Linked DNA regions of Homo sapiens: all the other regions are linked to region 3. A link is a loop called in an ENCODE intact Hi-C map of the cell type or tissue named here. Cell type or tissue: GM12878. All regions are shown on one strand.

Region 1 (2,500 bases), 93 kb before region 3:
ATAAATGTTGTTTTCATGCCAGCTACAACAACAACCATTCTGCAGCCCATGGATCAAGGAGTAGTTTTGACTTTCAGGTTTTGTTATTTAAGAAATGTATTTCTTAAGTCCATAGCTGACATAGACAGTGATTCCTCTGATGAATACGAGCAAGTAAGTTGAAAACCTTCTGGAAAGGATGCACTATTCTAGATGACATTAAGAAGATTTGTGATTCATAGGAGGACATCCAATTGTCAACATTAACAGGGGTGTGGAAGGTTTATTCTGACCCTCATGGATGACTCTGAGGGTTTTAAGACTTCAGTGGAGGAAGTAACTGGAGATTTGGTGGAAACAGCAAGAAAACTAGAATTAGAAGTGGAGCCTGAACACGTGACTGAATTGCTGCAATCTCATGATAAAACGAATGGATAAAGAGTTCTTTCTTATGGATGAACAAAGAAAGTGGTTTCTTCAGATGGAATCTACTCCTCGTGAAGATGCTGTGACTCTTGCTGAAATAACAGAGGATTTAGAATATCACATAAATTTAGTTGATAAAGCAGCAGCAGGGTTTGAGAGTACTGAATCCAATTCTCAAAGTTTTACTTTGGGTAAAATGCTATCAGACAGCACTACATGCTACAGAGAAATCTTTTGTGAAAGGAAGAGTCAATCGATGTGGCAAATTTCATTTTTGTCTTATTTTAAGAAATTGCCACAGTCACCACAACCTTCAGCAACTATCAGTCTGGTCAGTCAGCTGCCATCAACACTGAGGCAAGACCTGCCTCCAGTAAAAAGATGACTTGCTGAAGGCTGAGATGATCATTGGTATTTTTTAGCAATCAAGTATTTTTTTCACTAACGTATGTACACTGATCATTTAGACATGGTGCTACTACATACTTAATAGACTACAGTAAACATAGTTTTAAACATAGTTTTCTATGTACTGAGAAACCCCCAAATTTGTGTGGCTTGTTTCACTGTGATATTCACGGTATTGCAGTGGTCTGGAACCAAACCGGCAATATCTTCAAGGTATGACTGTACAGAATTGCTACGCAATGAGGAATCAGGGTGGTTTCACATGCTACCATCTGTCCACATGCCGGCAGCCGAATCTAACCATTCAGTTAGGATTATTCCCTTAACACACTGAAGGACAAAAACAGCGTGGCTCACGGGAATCTGCTTGTATTTCAGCGTTTTTATCCAATGTGCTGTGAACTTCTCATATGAAGATCACTTACTGTCTTCTGATCATCATATTGTATGTAGTAAACTTCTTTGCTTGTGTTAATTTGGCAGTGGATTGTGAGTAAATCATAACTTCCCTATGTCCAATTAGATTTTATTATTTCAATATTTTATAATAAATTAAAGTTCTATAAAGCAGTTAGGTGGCACAGTCCTATCCAGAGGTTTGTTCTGAAGTAACAGTCTATTTTCTCCTTGTTCAGTCAGGCATCACTATAGAAATATCTTTCTTGACCATTCTTTTGATGAGTGTCTTTTATAACATACCATTTCTTGCACCCTGTGGTTTGGCATGTAGGAGAATATCTTCAGCAATATGACTCAAATCTTGAGCTGACAGAGTAATTAAGAAATCTTTCTGTGACAGAAGTTTAAAGACACGAGCTAATATGTCCATCTTGGTAATGACAGGACTAGAAAAAGAGATGTTTCACAAAATCCACGTGGTCAAATTTTGACCACTGTTCACATATTTGAAATAGAGTTCTTCTTTTTCTCAAAGCTTGAGGGGTTGCTTGGTCATAATCATGGTCTCAGTGTCACTGGATTGGCAAGTTTTGTTTTTTTGACACACTATTTTCACTCTTTTCCAGCACTGCTGGAAACACCATTTCTTGATTTAGGCAGAGTCTGCCAGGCTGTTGTAAGACATTAGGGGAATTCCTTTCTGTATTATCTTTCAAGGGATTAAATATTATTATAGTGGTCTCTGAAGAATTCTCAGTGACGCCTGGTCAATGAAACCAGTGTACTGAGGGAACACCAACCAGTAGAGTTCAGCAGCATAGCTGTTCCTTACAGTTTTATCCACAATGCAATCCAATAATTGATGTTCGTAATACCTCCAAGTCATTCGACAAGCTAAGCACTGAATAAATTCACACGCTTGAGCACTTTTTCCTTCAGCCCTACTTCAATTGGGCCCATAATCATTTGGGAACTTCTCTGTGCCAGTCTAATAAGGCAATATGGCATCTGGATCCCACCACCTTCTTTATGCTTTCTCCTTGACTAACCTGATTTCAGACTCCGGGCTTCCAGAACTGTGAATGAATAAATGTCTTAGGTTTTAAGCCACCAAGTTTGTGGTAGTTTGCTACAACAGCCCTAGGAAACTAATAGACACGATTTTTACTTTGGTGAGTGCTGGATTTTCTTCTATTTCTTTAAAGAGTGTTGGACCTTGGTCTGGCATGCCATTACTTGATATCCGTTTTCAGGTTTAGGTTTTTTTTTTTTTTTTTCAGACGGAGTC
Region 2 (2,500 bases), 280 kb before region 3:
GAAAAGTCAAGAGTTGACTATATGCAGTTCAATTTAACTTTCTGTAAAGAATCCATTAGGGACTAAAGCCAGGCTTCAGCAAAAATTAAAAAGACATTTCCTGAAACCAATAAACATCACTCACTACAGTTGCTACTCAGTACAATTCCCTTTACCAATAGCAATTTTAACGTTCACAGAGAACTTCCCATGTGCCAAATGCTAGGCTCAGTGCTAGGGCTGGGTGTGCATGCTTTCTCTTCATTCTTATAAGCCCCTGTGATTTACCTGCTGTCATTGTCCTCCTTTTAGAGTTGAGAAGTGAAGTAACTAGCTCAGGTTGACACTTTCAACCAAAGGGAGAGCAGAATTGTGAATGAAATTATTTCTCTCTGATTCGCTGCACACATTTCATTGAAAAATACAAAAAGTTCAGGAGGAAATGTTCAGCTCTGACTGGCCAGTGGCAGGATTTGGTCATTTGGCCATGTTAAGTCTCGACAATTTCTCTCTGGAAACCCTTTTAGAACTATATTCCATGAGGGAGCTTCTGCTTTGTGAGAAACCTGACAAAAGCAGCCTCTTTGCTTACTGACAAAAAACCAAACAAACCAAAACAAAAACCTGCTCTAAGAAATAAAAAGCTGCAAAATCAATAGCAGTAGTTTTTAATTCTAATACATTTGAATCATCTGGAGAGTTTTGAAAAAATACTAATACTTGAGCCCCATCCCAGACCAATTAAACAAGAATTTCTTGGGGGTGGAGCCTGGGCCTTAGTGAGTTTTTAAGAGCTTCCTGGGTGATTGTAATGTGCAGCAAAGCCAGGAACAGTTTGCTTGCCTGTTATCAGAGTGCTGAGCTTATTCAAGACCTCGTATCTGTCTTCTCTGCCTCCTCATCCCTAACCATGCTAGGCAAAAAAAAAAAAAAAAAATGTGCATTGCATAATGAAAGTAATGGCAAATGAATTCGATGTTTTAAACAATATTTTTGCGAATAGGCTTAATTTGTAAACGTATACAACTGCTTGAATTGTTGTTTATTTTATAAATTTACCTACACTCTGCCACCAGAATTTTCTAATTTCAAAGTCATACCAAAAGGCAACAGTAGATGGCCCACCTCTCTCAGAAAGAGACAAGGCTGTTTGGCCTACCTGTGGAGTAGCCATTCTTTTATTCCTTAACTTTTATTAAACTTGCTTTCACTTAAAAAAAAAAGAAAGAAAGAAAGAAAAAGAAAGATCAAAGAGCCAACATTGTGTATTAAATGGAAGAGCCAAAGCTTTCCTTGTAAGTTAACGTGAGGTGGGAGGTGAATAAGATCAAAAAACATGATGAGAAAAATAACTCAGAGACTTTCTTAGAATAATTGAAGAGTGAGTTAAAAGAATCACTACAAAAATAAATGCTAGGAATGGAAATGAGCAAAAGTGATTCCAGGGTATGCAGTCTTTGATACTGATAATGAAAGTAGTGAAAGTTAGAACAGGGAAGTTGGCAAACCATAAAAATTGAGTCCCAGAGTTCCCGTTAATTATGGATATCTTTTTTCCCCTTTTTGGGTGAAAGTGGGAATGGAAGATTTGGGTTTATATGGACAACATCTGTGAGGAAACTTGGTTATGCCTTTCTCTGACTGCCAATGGGCAGCATACAGAAGGGTGAGAAAGCCCAGGAATTTTCCATTGCCTCATCTATTCTTAAAATTGTTTTCATTTTCACTTTCACCATTTGTATTATACTCCAGAGTCACCAAATAAACATACCACTCATTAGAAATTAACTAAAGTAAAAGTCTAATTAAAGACTAACTTCTATCTGGTTCATCTTCTAACATGAAGTATTTGTTATAATTAAAGCAGAGTTGAAGAGGATTGTCTTTTCTTTTTTATACAAGGGTAATTTTTAACCAATAAAAATAAGAATCGGCGCCATCAAGAACTTTTCGCCTGCCGATCTCAATACACACTCAAGGGATACTCACTTCCATCAAGTAGGAAAGTACAACAATTACTTCCATTTTACAACTGGACCAACTGAGAGAGAGACAAAAGGTGATTTGACAAAGACCTTCAAATGAAGTTAGTCTCATCACTCCTAATCCACAGTTCTACTTTTAAATGAACTTTCCTGCTTTATTACCTCTGGGCTGGTAGAGATTTGAAGATTCATTTTCCCCTTAAGGATAGTTATGTCCTAGTTCTAAGACCTACTATGACTAAATGCTCCAAGTATGATTTTAGTCATTAGTTTCAACTTTTGACCCTAAACTCTGTCTGGACCTGTGTAAAGCCAGAGACCCTACTTAAAGCTCCAGTGAAGAGGAGGCAAGAGAACACATCCCTCCTGCGGTGCTTATAACTCAGCTCGTAACTTGATGCCAGGAACATTAAACCCCACTACAAAGTCAGACTCCTCCATATACAAGACTGTAGATCATCGGAGTCTCATTTCAGCATGCTGAAGAAGGGGCTGAATTTTAATGTAGACCTACCATCTCGCAGTATGTGCAGCTA
Region 3 (2,500 bases):
TGCTATATACTAAAGAATATTTGTATTTTAAACTATATTGAGAACATAATGGCTTATTACATCATAATTATGTTACTCCTCAAAGTTTTATTTTTATGTATGTATGTATGTATGTATGTATGTATGTATGTATACATGTATGTATGTAGAGATGAGGTCTCACTATGTTGCTCAGGCTGGTCTCAAACTCCTGGCCTCAAGCGATCCTCCTGCCTCAGCCTCCCAAAGTGTTGAGATTACAAGTGTGAGCCACCACACCCAGCCACCCCCCACATTTTTAAGGGAGTGAACTATTAATAATACTAGATAAGCAAACTTCCTTTCTTAAGGGGTTCTCCTAAATGTTGAAATTGAAAACCAACAACACATTTTACCATAGGAATATTTAGCTACTTTTTAAATTTACTTCATGATCAGGAAATGCAAAGACTAAATAAGTGCCTAAGACAGATAGCTTAATGCACTGAGAACATGGACTCTGGAGTCAGCTTAGACAAAATGGTGGCTTTACACCAACTGTGTTACTTTAGGAAAATTATTGTTTTCTCTGTGCCTCCGTTTCATCATCTGCAAAATGAGGATAATAATGGGACCTACAATGAAGAGTTTTAGAAGGATGGTATGAGATAATATATGTAAAATGCTCATAAGATTGGTAGACACAGTAAATGCTTGATAAATGTTAGCTACTACTACCACTGTTATTAGCCCCAAATTTACTGATGATGCCTCTCAGCATATATTTTTATAAAATTTAAGGAAAAAATGCTATTCTATAGGATTTGTAATTGTTAATGCCAACATTTATTCATTTATTGCATATTAGTAACATGCCAGGTACTATGTTAGACATATGGCATTCTAAATATCACACGCTTCTAGGCAGTGAGCAACTTAAATAACAAATTTTATAGGAAACTAAAGGTACATGTTGCCCTGAACTCTGGTAAAGTGTGCCACAATATAAAAAATAAGTTTGTCAACAATGACAACGTAGGCTATCATTAATTAATATGAATTGTGTTAATAAAATCATGTCAGTAGTAGAAACTGCTTTTTGGTTTAAATTTCTTTTAGAAATGTAATCAACTACTTAGGAAGTACAAAGGACTAGAAAAAAGAATGGTAATCTGAGTCTGATTCCTGTGTTTCATAACACAGCTCAACTTGACACACAATAGGTGCTTAATAAAGATTTGTCTTGTCTAAGATACTATGACTATGTGTCCTCTGAACCAGAGTTGATACTCTGTTATTAACTCTGGTTAATATACTCTGGTTAATAAACTCAGTATTAACTCTGGTTCAGAGGAGACATTGCCACCTAGCGAAAAATCAGCCTCATTACCTAGAATTATCAGACAATGCTGAGAACTTCTCAAATTAGACTTGACTCCACTGACTTGACTCCACTGAAAACACTACATGCATATTTATTATGTGTCAGTATTCAGGGTAGGTACTAGTAGGAAAAAGATGAACAAGCTTCCATCTTTGCTTCTTACAACGTATAGAAAATACAAGGAAACCACATACTCCACAGAGAAACATAGAAAAAACTGTACTGTAGAAAAAACAAGGTTTGATTATTAGACATTTAGAAACTAGTATTTCAAGAAATTTGCTGAAAAGGAAATTTAGTGTAGCAAATAAGAGCATGGACTCCAGGAGCAAACTGCATTGATTTAAAGCCATGGCTCCTGTAAAGCGAGGATAACAGCCCCTATGTCATAAGATTATTGCAGAAACTTAAATATATGTAAGGTAAAATGCTTAAAACAGAACCAGGAACAAACAAAATGCTATGTAAGTATTTACTAAAATTATTATTAAATCTAGAACAATATCCTAGAGACTGAGGTGAATATTGATTAATAACAACACATTAACTGAAGTCTAGCTTCATAAATTTAATTCAGTAGAAGCCGTTTCTCTGACTAGTACTCTGTTATTATGGGAATCCTAAAAGTACATTATTTGTGGTACTCTGTGACTAAATTTTGTATTACTGGATGATTAACCCTTTCAACATCAGGCAAATAAAACTGCCTTCTGAAAGTAAAAATCATATTTCTTACCAAAAAAAGCAAAAAGTCAGTAGAATGAAAGACCCAAAAGACCACAACCTGAACATATGTTTACCAGGGAAAGATGCTTGCTAACTCTTCACAGATTTTGCTAGAACTGAAAGATGGATGATACATTTAGTTACCACTGTGGTCTCATTCACAACTTGTTTAGCTTATAAAAAAAAATAAGCTTGCTCCATTTTCCTGGAAAATTATCTGATAATTTTTTTTAAACACCACTTAAAAATCCCTTAAGTCTTTTGTGTTTTTTGAATTTTATACTATTAAAATATTTATGTAAAGCCATATGTAAACTTTATTTTCAACCAAAAAATTATGAGCAAAATATTCCTGTATTAAAAAATAAAACATAAGACAAAACTCTAATAGGTTGGTAATAAATATTATACTTTTCTTATGGATCTATACCA

The links. A loop is a pair of places that touch in the nucleus more often than their neighbours do. Peaks named below come from ENCODE experiments on the same cell type or tissue, not always from the same donor. Only the 100,000 strongest peaks of a DNase experiment are listed, where the experiment ranks them.
Region 1: a loop joins it to region 3, with 5 times the contacts of the local background. A loop is called at or near these places in 2 of 110 quality-filtered maps.
Region 2: a loop joins it to region 3, with 10 times the contacts of the local background. A loop is called at or near these places in 67 of 110 quality-filtered maps.

The regions. Positions count from the first base shown.
Region 1 is chr6:135,329,599-135,332,098 of GRCh38, forward strand. All of the region lies in intron 24 of AHI1 (Abelson helper integration site 1), which reads right to left. It also overlaps the pseudogene BTRCP1. Among named protein-coding and RNA genes, the nearest start is that of MIR548A2, 92 kb to the left of the region's middle. In GM12878, a CTCF peak has its summit at 1,107; DNase peaks (open chromatin) are centred at 1,043 and 1,593; H3K4me3 peaks cover 406 bases; H3K27ac peaks cover 2,213 bases.
Region 2 is chr6:135,144,059-135,146,558 of GRCh38, forward strand. No RefSeq gene overlaps it. Among named protein-coding and RNA genes, the nearest start is that of MYB, 36 kb to the right of the region's middle. In GM12878, a CTCF peak has its summit at 1,097; no DNase peak of the experiment used is centred here; H3K4me3 peaks cover 344 bases; H3K27ac peaks cover 265 bases.
Region 3 is chr6:135,422,526-135,425,025 of GRCh38, forward strand. All of the region lies in intron 20 of AHI1 (Abelson helper integration site 1), which reads right to left. Among named protein-coding and RNA genes, the nearest start is that of AHI1, 74 kb to the right of the region's middle. In GM12878, a CTCF peak has its summit at 1,323 (motif pointing left); a DNase peak (open chromatin) is centred at 1,296.